Regions from separate parts of the Homo sapiens genome. Here region 1 is linked to region 2. Evidence: chromatin contacts called from ENCODE Hi-C or POLR2A ChIA-PET data. All regions are on one chromosome and are shown on one strand. Each heading gives the region's core, a stretch centred on a gene start or an enhancer-like site at or near the end of the contact. The rest is flanking DNA. Distances are from core to core; before and after follow the strand shown. Region 1 holds the start of TIGD2 (tigger transposable element derived 2). Region 2 holds the start of ABRAXAS1 (abraxas 1, BRCA1 A complex subunit).

What was found. A loop is a pair of places that touch in the nucleus more often than their neighbours do. ChIA-PET counts read pairs that join two places held with the same protein, here RNA polymerase II (POLR2A). Pooled maps may share reads with other maps.
Region 1: a loop to region 2 is called in a map of CD8-positive, alpha-beta T cell, with 10 times the contacts of the local background. The contact joins the promoter of TIGD2 here to the promoter of ABRAXAS1 in region 2. A Hi-C loop is called at or near these places in 2 of 168 maps with a recorded cell type or tissue (CD4-positive, alpha-beta T cell and CD8-positive, alpha-beta T cell) and 4 of 50 pooled maps. POLR2A ChIA-PET finds 5 or more read pairs at or near these places in 1 of 52 experiments (naive thymus-derived CD4-positive, alpha-beta T cell).

Annotation. Positions count from the first base shown.
Region 1 is chr4:89,109,167-89,114,703 of GRCh38, reverse strand. TIGD2 (tigger transposable element derived 2) reads right to left here and starts at 3,171. Exons shown (of 2, transcript NM_145715.3): 1 at 2,821-3,171; 2 at 1-2,637. The coding sequence starts at 1,729. The coding sequence ends at 152. RefSeq lists a silencer at 2,914-3,363 and enhancers at 3,444-3,523, 3,554-3,663.
Region 2 is chr4:83,481,630-83,486,429 of GRCh38, reverse strand. It overlaps ABRAXAS1 (abraxas 1, BRCA1 A complex subunit), which reads left to right and starts at 1,330. Exons shown (of 9, transcript NM_139076.3): 1 at 1,330-1,444; 2 at 4,186-4,276. The coding sequence starts at 1,358. RefSeq lists a silencer at 1,115-1,604.

The DNA.
Region 1 (5,537 bases), core at 1,922-4,421, 5.6 Mb before region 2:
AGTTGTAATTTAAGTAATCCAAACTGACATCTAATTCCAAAATCATTTATAAAATGTATTTGGCTTTGGAATCCACAGGACTTCAAACAAGCAAAGTTTCACTGCAGATAGTCACAAAGATGCAGATACACTGAAATACTTAAGAGCCTTATTAATGATTTTTGTTATTTTGGATCTTCTGTTTTTTTCTTATTATGGTCCGAAGCCTCCTTAATACCAATTTATCAGACAGAAGCATGTCATCTTGTTGTTCAAGATAATCCAGTAAATTTTCAGTCCATTCAAGTGCCGCTTTATGGCTAATATGCTTCTCTGGATTCAGTTCTGTTTTTCTACTCTTACTGGAAGGCTTTTGCTCAGCAGCCTTGGTCTGGTCCTCAGCACTTTCACTGTCAGTCAGCACCTGACAGCTTGAGTCACTGCTCCGAGAGTCGAACCACTGATCAATATTCTCAATGTCAACATGTTCACATTCTTCTGTGTTCTGTAAAACTGTTGCTAAATTAGCTGCTAAAATGGCTCCTTCATCAATGTTCATACCTGAATTCTCTTCATTGCCAGGGAAAAGTTTTTTCCATGCTTTGGTTATGGTACTTGATTTTACCATGTTCCAAGCTCTTGACACTTCATAAATTGCATCCAACACTGTCAAGTTCTTCCAAAATATTTTTGGGTCATTTCCTTCATCCATGTATTTCTGGAGAAGTCCTGCTCGATAGTATCTTTTTACAGTGGCTAGAACTCCCTGGCTCATTGGTTGAATCAGACTTGTGACATTTGGTGGCAAATACTTCACAATTATTCTGCCATCATCTGAACTCAACATTTCTTCATTTGGACGTGCTGGGGGGAAATCTAAAAGAAGCACTGCTTTTTCTAAAAGTCCCTTGGATTTCAAATGCTTCTGTACCTGTGGCACAAAGTACTTTTCAAACCACTGTCTGAAAACAGACTGTTCTATCCATGCACCTTTTTGACTGTAATATGTCACAGGAAGGTTTGAAAGGTCAGTGCCTTTGAATGCTCGGGGCTTTTTGGCCTTCCCCACAACACAAAGATTAAGTTTGTGTAAACCTGTGGCATTTGCGCAACACATAATGATGATTCTCTCTCTGCTTGACCTACACCCAGAAGTACTTTGGTCAGTTTCAAGAGTTAATGTCCTTGATGGTAGACATTTCCAAAACAATCCAGTTTGATCAGCACCATAAATTTGCTCTGGTTGTAGATTCTCTTTTTCAACAAATTCCTGAAAGCTACCACAAAATTCTCTGGCAGCAGTTTCATCTCCTTTTAATTTTGTTCCTTTACCAGCAGCCTTTGGAATACCATGGCGCTGCTTAAATCGAGTTAGCCAGCCTGACGATGCATTAAAATCACCTTCCATTCCCAAAGCATCAAAAAAGAACTTGGCTTGTTTTGCACAAATCGTTCCGGACACTGGAATCCCATCTGTTTTCTGTTGGTTAAACCACTCTATCATAACTCTATCAAGCTCCTCGTATGTTGATGACTTCATAGATTTACGTTTGGATACTCCACTGGTAGGATCTGAACTGTTTGCATAGTTTATAATCCTTTCTTTGTTCTTTTTAATATCACGAACTGTGGATTCACCAATTCCGTACACCACGGAAAGTTTTTTGAAAGAGATGCCTTCCTCAAGTTTCTTAATAATGTCAAGCTTGTCCTTAATTGTCAACACCACACGCTTACGTTTCCCCAACATTTTAAGTGTCTAATATTTTAGGTGATTACTAGAACAAGATAATTAACAACTAAGATTTGAATACAAAGCAACTAGAAAATGAGTTCGTAAGATTCCTCCTCTCACTTCTAGGGCCTAGATGGATAGTGACCAATTTCCTGACAAGGTCTACGTGAATCTACTTGCTATTTTAAAACTTACAAACTTCCTACAACAAAGCCTAGCGCCAATTAACTCTTATCTTCTATCTTTCTTCCTCCTCAGGGTTCAGGGTCTTTCATGAAGTGCAATCACACTAGAGGCTAGAAACTGTACTGGTAAGGCTTCTAAAACAGTACTATTGCATACTCAATTCTTGCCATCCTTGCAGGTAATGTTCTTTGCCAGAATAGCCACTAAATCTCAGGTGGAAGTATTTTAGGAAATGTGCTAGGGAGTAAACAGTTTAAGTCAAGAGAGGACTTGCAAACTTGACATACAGGAAAATACAATGGGAAAACTCACCCTCTGACTATGTGGTCTTTGTCAAGCAGTGGATTGTATGGAATGCTGTCTCTCTAGGCACGGACTCTGCTATAGGTTGCGCAAGTGAGTGCTTGTGGAAATCATACGCAAGAGAAGATGACCCGGACAGAAGTGAACAGTGCAAATAAGGTGAAAGTGGAACAGGCAGAAAACTCTACTTTAAAAGCGACTTAAACCTACTAGATTTGGCAGCTGGAAAGGAGGATAGTGGACATGTGATGTCACATTACTAAAGAAAGCATCAAAAAAACTGCATCGGTGGAAATGAGGACCCAAGGTAGAGGCTATGGGGTGGCAGGCTCGGTGAAGATGATGTTACAATAATCCTGGTGAAAGACGATCCTCGATGGACCAACAGAAGCAGTTCCTGTGGGGGCTGTAGAGATACTCGGAGGCTCCGAAACCTAAAGGAAAATACCAAAAACATTTTCTTTCAATTCAACATCAGGATCTGTGGCATTATCCACATTTATCCTGCAACTATGTTGAGAAAATTAACGCCTCCTATCAATGTGATAGCTAAATACGACAAATAATGCTTTCAGGCATAATCTGGGGTGACAGAGAGAGGGACCTGAAGAGCCTACCTCCTGAAATTAAGAGGTCAGGGAGAAGCCGTGTTAGCGAGGGCCTCTCCCCGCTGGGCGAGCTTCAGAGCGCGGGACGTCTTTCCTCCCGCGGAGGGAGCCCGGATTCCGCCTGGACGCCGGCGACCAGGATGTCACTGCTGCAGCCAGCCAGCCAGCGGGCGGCCGCTTGGCACAGGGAACGCCAGTCCGCCGGCCCCGGGCATCGCCCTGGGACCGCCTGCGCGGCGCCCAGACCACACTAAGCGCAAATGGAGTCTCCTGAGGCAGGCTGGCACTGGTGGCCCGGCAGCGGCGAGGGACGAGCGGAGAGGGACGAGCGTCGCCGCCGGAGCCGGAAGGCGGGGGATTAGAGAGCACGCGCGCGCCCCCGCAGAACGTTGTGCCGGCGAGGGGGCGGGGCCTGCGCGGGTGAGCGCACGCGGCCCGGGGGAGGGGACTCCGGCGAGCGGGCGGGAGGGGCGGGGGCCCGGCAGGGGTGCGTCTCTAGGCGCTGCGTGGGTTCCACTCACCGCCTGGCCGTTTCGGGGCCGCAGTGCCTCCCTGGCCGGCAGGGGGAGGCACACGCTCGCCTTGTCCTGGCGCTTTTCCCAGTGGCCCGGCTCTGCCGACGAGGCTCTTTTCTCCCTAGGGGGAAATTTTAAAATCTCACCCCCCCAGTGCTGGGGGGAAAGCGGAGGATCCTCGCGTGCCGGGAGCGGGCTGCGAATGGGGCAGGGCGAGCGCACGTGGGGCGTGTTTACAAACAGCAGCCGCGCCGCCTTGCGGAGGCGGTCCAGGTGTCGGAGCCCAGAGTCAGCGCGCGTGGAAAGTGCTAGCCCGAGCGAGGATCATGAGGCACGGTAGGAGCCGGCGGACGTGGGTTCCGGGCAGGAGCTGGGGCGTTCGCTCGGCAACACCCAGCCGGACAAGCCCAGGGTGCCGAGGCGCGGCGGGCTGCGGTAGAGCCGAGTGTCGGGTCAGCGCTCCCCGGTGCTGATGCTCCGAAACTCGTCACAGTCGCTGTAGAGACGGACCCTTTGCAAAATCGACAGCACCTGGGAGACCCTTGAGCCAGTGGGAGGCGTCGTGGTAAATTTCCTGCCGTGCCTCGACGCCCGGGGCTTCTCAAGTGGAATCGGGGAATTGCGCTTTGACTGATACTCCCTTTATTTGTTTCCAACGGAGACATCTGCGGAAGGGTCACCGCCTTCCTGGAGGAGAGAGTGGTGCACCTCCACCTTGCACCACCTGTTTCCTGGGAAACGCGGTCAGGCTGCCTTCCTTTCCGTCTTGTGTGTGCGTGTCAGTTTGAAAAATTGGAAATTCTTCAGTGAATTATCTCTTCCATATGAACATAAATGTAACCTTTTCGTTAACACAAAGTAACATAGTAATTCGTCATTTCTTTGACAAGGCCATATACTGTTTCTGGAATTTCAGAAACTTGGAGATGGAAATCAAAGCGAGCATACTGTAGAAAACAGATGTTGATTCTAAGCCTTCTGTTTGACTCCGCCGCCAAAACTGCTCAATTGCCTTTCTCAACATAGCAGCCTTCCACTATCTGGCATGACAGAAATTCTTTGATCTAGTTATGTTGTGAGGTTGTAAGTGGCTTTTGGAGAATACCTGCTTTTAGACCTCCCCTCTTCCCTGCCTTCCATTTGGCTTCCAACAAGCCAGTCCCTTTCTGGAAGTCCTGGTTGCCTGTTTTGGGTACATTATAACTTACTTCATGGTAGTTTTATATAACTTTACAAAATATTCTTATTTTCCCTGATACCTGTGAAGAGCGTGAAAGACTGCTAGAACAGCACTTTACCGACTGCCACCCATGTGGAAATGAGGCAGCCTGTAACCAGATGTCAGCCGCCTGCCTTTCCGCCTCTCCCCCGAGTCTGCTGGAGTAGCTGTGTCCCAGGATATTTAAATACAAAGGAATCCTGCCTCTTACTCTTCCTCTCTTTTCCACAGTATCTCTAGGATTTAATTTTCTTCCAGATACCATTTGCATTTTTCTCTGTTCCTCCTGGATTCTCCAGTTTGCTGTTTTATGTCTTATAGCTGTTCCCTTTTTATCACCTTGTGTAAGTTCAAATCTGGATACAGCCCACATTTCTAGATTTTCTCAAAACACCGCTTGACTCAAGGCAATTGTATTTAGTAGACTTTTACTAAGATTTTACTCAAGGCAATTGTGTCTTTACACAAAACAGTTTTATTGGGCAAACTTTCTCCTTTTGTTGGGGGAAGGGGTGGCTAGTTGTGGCAGACATATTACAGCACAAGGGGGAGAGGACTTAGAATGTTAAGAATATGTATATATACACACATATATATATAATAAGAATATATGTATGTGTATGTATGTGTATTTTTGAGACAGGGCTTCTCTCTGTTGCCCAGGCTAGAGTGCAGTGGTACGACCATGGCTTGGGCTCACTGCAGCCTCAACCACCTAGGCTCAAGCAGTCCTTCTGCCTCAGCCTCCCGAGTAGCTGAGACTGTAGGCTACAGGTGCGTGCCATCATGCCCAGGTAATTTTTGTATTTTTTGTAGAGATGAGGTCTTGCTATGTTGCCAGAGCTGATCTCAAACCCCTGGGCTCAAGTCATCCTCCCACCTTAGCCTTCCAAAGTGCTGGGATTACAGGCATGTGCCATCCTGCCTGGCCAATAATAGATTCTTAAGGTGGTGAAACTACTCTGTACAACTGTAATGGTGGGCACATGTCA
Region 2 (4,800 bases), core at 81-2,580:
TCTACTGTGATTTTCTCCAGGGCACATTAATAAATTTGTATGCCAGTCGGGAGCGCCTGTAATCCCAGCACTTTGGGAGGCCGAAGGGGGCAGATCACCCGAGGTCAGGAGTTCGAAACCAGCCTGGCCAACATGGTGAAACCTTGTCTCTAATAAAAATACAAAAAAAATAAATAAATAAGCCGGGCTTGGTGGCACGTGCCTGTAATCCCAGCTACTCAGGAGGCTGAGGCAGAAGAATCGCTTGAACCCGGGAAGTGGAGGCTGCAGTGAGCTGAGATGGTGCCACTGCACTCTGGCCTGGGTGACCAAGCGAGACTCAGTCTCAAAAAAATAAAAAATAAAATAAATTCGTATCCCTTTTCCTTCTGTTCATCTTTTCTTTTGTTAGTTCACTCCAGTGAACCTTCAGAGGGCAGAGCTTTCCCTTCACCCCTACAAAATGAAGGCAAGAAACTTAATTCTAGGGAATAAATATATAATCATTAATTATATACATATGTATTGTGTGTTACGCAGCCACAGACAACTGCTTGACAACAAAACCCACAAATGTGCCACACTAATTCAGTAGTCTGCTATTATGCTTACTTTCAGTCATTTAAGAAACATACCTTTACGTGTGTGTGTGTGTGTGTGTGTGTGTAAAATACATTTGCCAAGCCCTGGTCCACTCACCTTACCATTTACATTAAATGAACCAGCTTACTATGATTATGCCTATCATTAAACTGTCAGAACATTAAATATCCATGTATTGTTTAAATTAGGCTGAAGTTTTCTAAAAGCAAGGGAACACACACATGCACACACACAAACACACAGACACAGAACATGGCTAGAGAGTTCTAGCAAAGACAATCCCCAAATGGTTATTAGTATTCTGTAAGTTTCAGTGAGTGAAGGGTGCTAAAATGCAGCTTGAAAACCAAAACCGTGGCATATCCACTGTGGCATCGTAATGTTGCTACTCAACTCTTTTATTCTTGTAATCATTGCTTGTCTTAAAATGACCCTGTCAACCGTGTTCATTTTGATAGCTTTGCATGTTTGTGACAGGTCGCTCAGCAGGCGCAGGCCACCAAAAGCAATTCGCAGCCCTCTGCAGTGGTACCGACATGCAGCGGCCTTCCGGGAGAGGCCGGCAGCAGAAGCGAAGGAGGAGCCGAGCGCGCGGCTGGGGACCCGCCCGCGCCCGCCCTCAGCCCCCTCGCCCCGCCCCTCTGCGGAGCGCGCAGCAGCCCGTGCGCCGGCGCAGGCCCCGCCTCCTCGCTGGGCCCCGCCTCGCTGCCACCACAGGGTCTTGCCTCCGCGCGCCCCGCCCTCGTCCTCTTGTGTAGCCTGAGGCGGCGGTAGCATGGAGGGGGAGAGTACGTCGGCGGTGCTCTCGGGCTTTGTGCTCGGCGCACTCGCTTTCCAGCACCTCAACACGGACTCGGACACGGTGAGCCGAGGGACGGGGCGGGGTCCGGCGTCGCCTGGGAAGAGCCCTGCGCGCGGCCTGCCTCCCCGCTGTTGCTCCGGTCCCCGCCCGCTCCCCCGACGCCGCCGCGCCTCCTCCCTGCGGTCGCGGCTCTGCCTTCTCTCCCCCTCAGCGGTCCCTGAGGTGCCTCGTGCCCACGAAGTCTTCTCCAGCATTAGCCCTCCCTCTGCTATCCTCCGTTATTTCCCTTTTCCGACCCAAGTGTCCCACACGCTCCCATCTTTCCTCGGCGCCCCTGTAGCTGTGGAAACTTGGGCGTGAAAAGATGGAAAGTTCACGGAGCGTCTTTCCGCTGCTCTGCGGAGCCTGCGGTAAACTTTCCGTTTCTCGCGACGCCCGACAGGCGTTTGCAAAACCAGGCGGACTTTTTCATGCAGAGCAGCGTCTGTGCGTGTTTGTTGCGATGGTAGGATGGTAAGGGAATAAAAATAGATGTTGCGTCCAGTGGCAAATCTTAGTGGATGGAACAGCTTAATCTGGTATATCAGATATCTTTTTATTTGCGTTATTAAATTTGTTAAAACAGTTTTTAAAAGTACGTTGCCTATTTTCTAAAAGTTCTATGAAATTAAAGAAACGCTGTAAAACGTTGAGCTCGGAAGTAGTTAATGTCCTGTAGCACTTTCAGTAACTTGCAGAAAGAAAGTCTAAGCATCTGAAATACACTTCCCTGCTGTGTGGTACAGTTCGGAGAATACCCTGCTGAACAATGCCTAGTAATTTCTGCTAAGTTCATTTTAAGATATAACGTCTATTTTACTCAAAATTGCCTTAATATAGGTCGGGCGCGGTGGCTCACGCCTGTAATTCCAGCCCTTTGGGAAGCCGAGGCGGGTGAATCACCTGAGCCCACGAGTTCGAGACCATCGGGGACAACGTAGTGAGACCCGGTCTCTACAAAATCTAAACATTACAAAATTGCTCTTTGGCACAATCCTAATAAAGGTTGGAATTGGTATGTTTTATGTATACAATTTCAGATAACCTTACAAAGTAATACCTAATAAAGAACAAATATATGACCATTTAAAATATATGTGTAGCTGTGGAAATTATTTTGGAATACCTGTAGTGTAGATAGAGTGGGACCGTAAATCCTCGGTAGCTTAAACGATTAGCCCTTGGGAAGTACCTGAGTGCTAGGGAGGCCCCTGTTTCTCAGATCTTTTTCCTGAAGTCTTTAAAGGGTGGTTTTTCTGGCTAGTTGCACTTGCATTGCCCCCCTGCTTCCCTTCCCTGAGTTCGTCTTTTGAGTATCAAAATCAAGAACACTAGATTCTGGATATCCCCCCGCGTGATTCCAGTAAAGACTCACATTATGGAAATAATCCTTTTTTACTTTTAGGGGAAAAAAGCATTATTAATTATAAAGAATATAAAATATTTCTGTAATCACAGCACTTTGGGACGCGGAGGCAGGAGGATCATTTGAGCCCAGGAGTTCAAGACCAGCGTGGGCAACATAAGGAGACCTCATGTCTACAAAAAAATTTTAAAAATTAGCCCGGCGTGGTGGCACGTGCCTGTAGACCCAGCTACTTGGAAGGCTGAGGCAGCAGGATTGTTTGAGCCTGGGAGGTCAAAGCTGCAGTGAGTAGTGATTGCACCGCTGCACTCCAGCCTGGGTGATGACAGAGCTAGACCTCTTCTCAAAAAAAAAAAAAAAAAAGATATAAAATCTTCATTGTCAAGCACATTGGGTCTTTAAGTGTGCCTAGAGAAATTGAATTCCCCAAAACTCAGATAAATTACCACTGGGGTGGCAGAATACAAGTAGTTTTAAAAGAATCGGGCTCACAGCACTCCTTTTAGAAAGCAGACTCTGAAATTGAATTTAAATCTTTCATATTGTGCATGAGTTTTAATCAGAAAACACTAATCTTGTCATTTCGTACCTTAGAAGCTTTCTGTAACTCCCAGAAGCACATGTGGTTAAATCCAGAGTAGTCATTCGGGGTGTCCCATTATTGGCTCGTTCTTATTTATCTTTGATTTCCTTCTGCTCCAAGGCAAAGTGCTCTGCTCATTCTTCAGTGTGTGCTCATTTCTGGCTTTAAGTCTTATATGCTTCCAAGTGTGCCCAGTGCTTCATGCTCTGCCTACACAAATATTGCCCATAGCTTTAGTCTAATCTGTAGCCTCCCCAGGGCTACAGGGCTAATCTGTAGCCTCCCCAGGGCTACTCTGATTATTTCAGGCTAGACTAATCTCTTTCCCTTCCTCTCCTCTTTATTTCTACTTTTTTTCTTTTGAGGCAGAGTCTCACTCTATCGCCTGGGCTGGAGTGCAGTGGCGTGATCATAGCTCACTGCAGCCTCAACCTCCTGGGTTCACGTCATCCCAAGTAGCTGGGACTACAGGCATGTGCCACCATGCCTAACTAATGTTTCTCGTATTTTTTGTACAGACGGAGTTTTACCCTGTTGCCCAGGCTAGTCTTTAACTCCTGGGTTCAAACTATCTGCCCACCTTGGCCTCCCAGTGCTAGGATTACAGGCGTGAGCCATCTTGCCTAGCCTCTTCTCATTTTTATTTAACTCTTCATCTTTCCCAAGTAAACTAGAAGCATCTCAGATCTTTCATATGTGCCCCCGACTGGTAGCACATATTGTATACATAGTAAAATACTCAGGAAATACGGTTAGTTAAGTGAACAGTAATTCTATCAGTGTATTCTATATATTGCCTCTTTATCTTCATAGGAAGGTTTTCTTCTTGGGGAAGTAAAAGGTGAAGCCAAGAACAGCATTACTGATTCCCAAATGGATGATGTTGAAGTTGTTTATACAATTGGTGAGTTATTTATTTCTCCTATATTTGAATCATCTGTGTCTCCTATATTTGATAGTTTATGCTGAAAGGGGTCAGCGTAAATTATTATTTTTAAATTAGGAAATACAGAGGCTGGGCAAGGTGGCTCACACCTGTAATCCCAGCACTTTGGGAGGCCGAGGCGGATTACCTGAGGTTGGGAGTTTGAGACCAGCCTGGCCAACATGGTGAAACCCATCTCTACTAAAAATACAAAAATTAGCCAGGTGTAGTGGTGCATGTCTGTAATCCCAGTTACTTGGGAGGCTGAGGCACGAGAATTGCTTGAACCTGAGAGGCAGAAGTTGCAGTGAGCCGAGACTGTGCCACTGCACTACAGCCTGGGCAACAAAGCGAGACTCTGTCTCAAAAAAAGAAAAATAAGAAATATATATTAATTTTAAAATAATTTAAAAGGATATGTTGTACTCATTTTGCAGTTAAAATTATGACCATGGACTGGTCTAAAGTAAGAAATAGTATGAGACTTAGGAAGCAGATAAGAT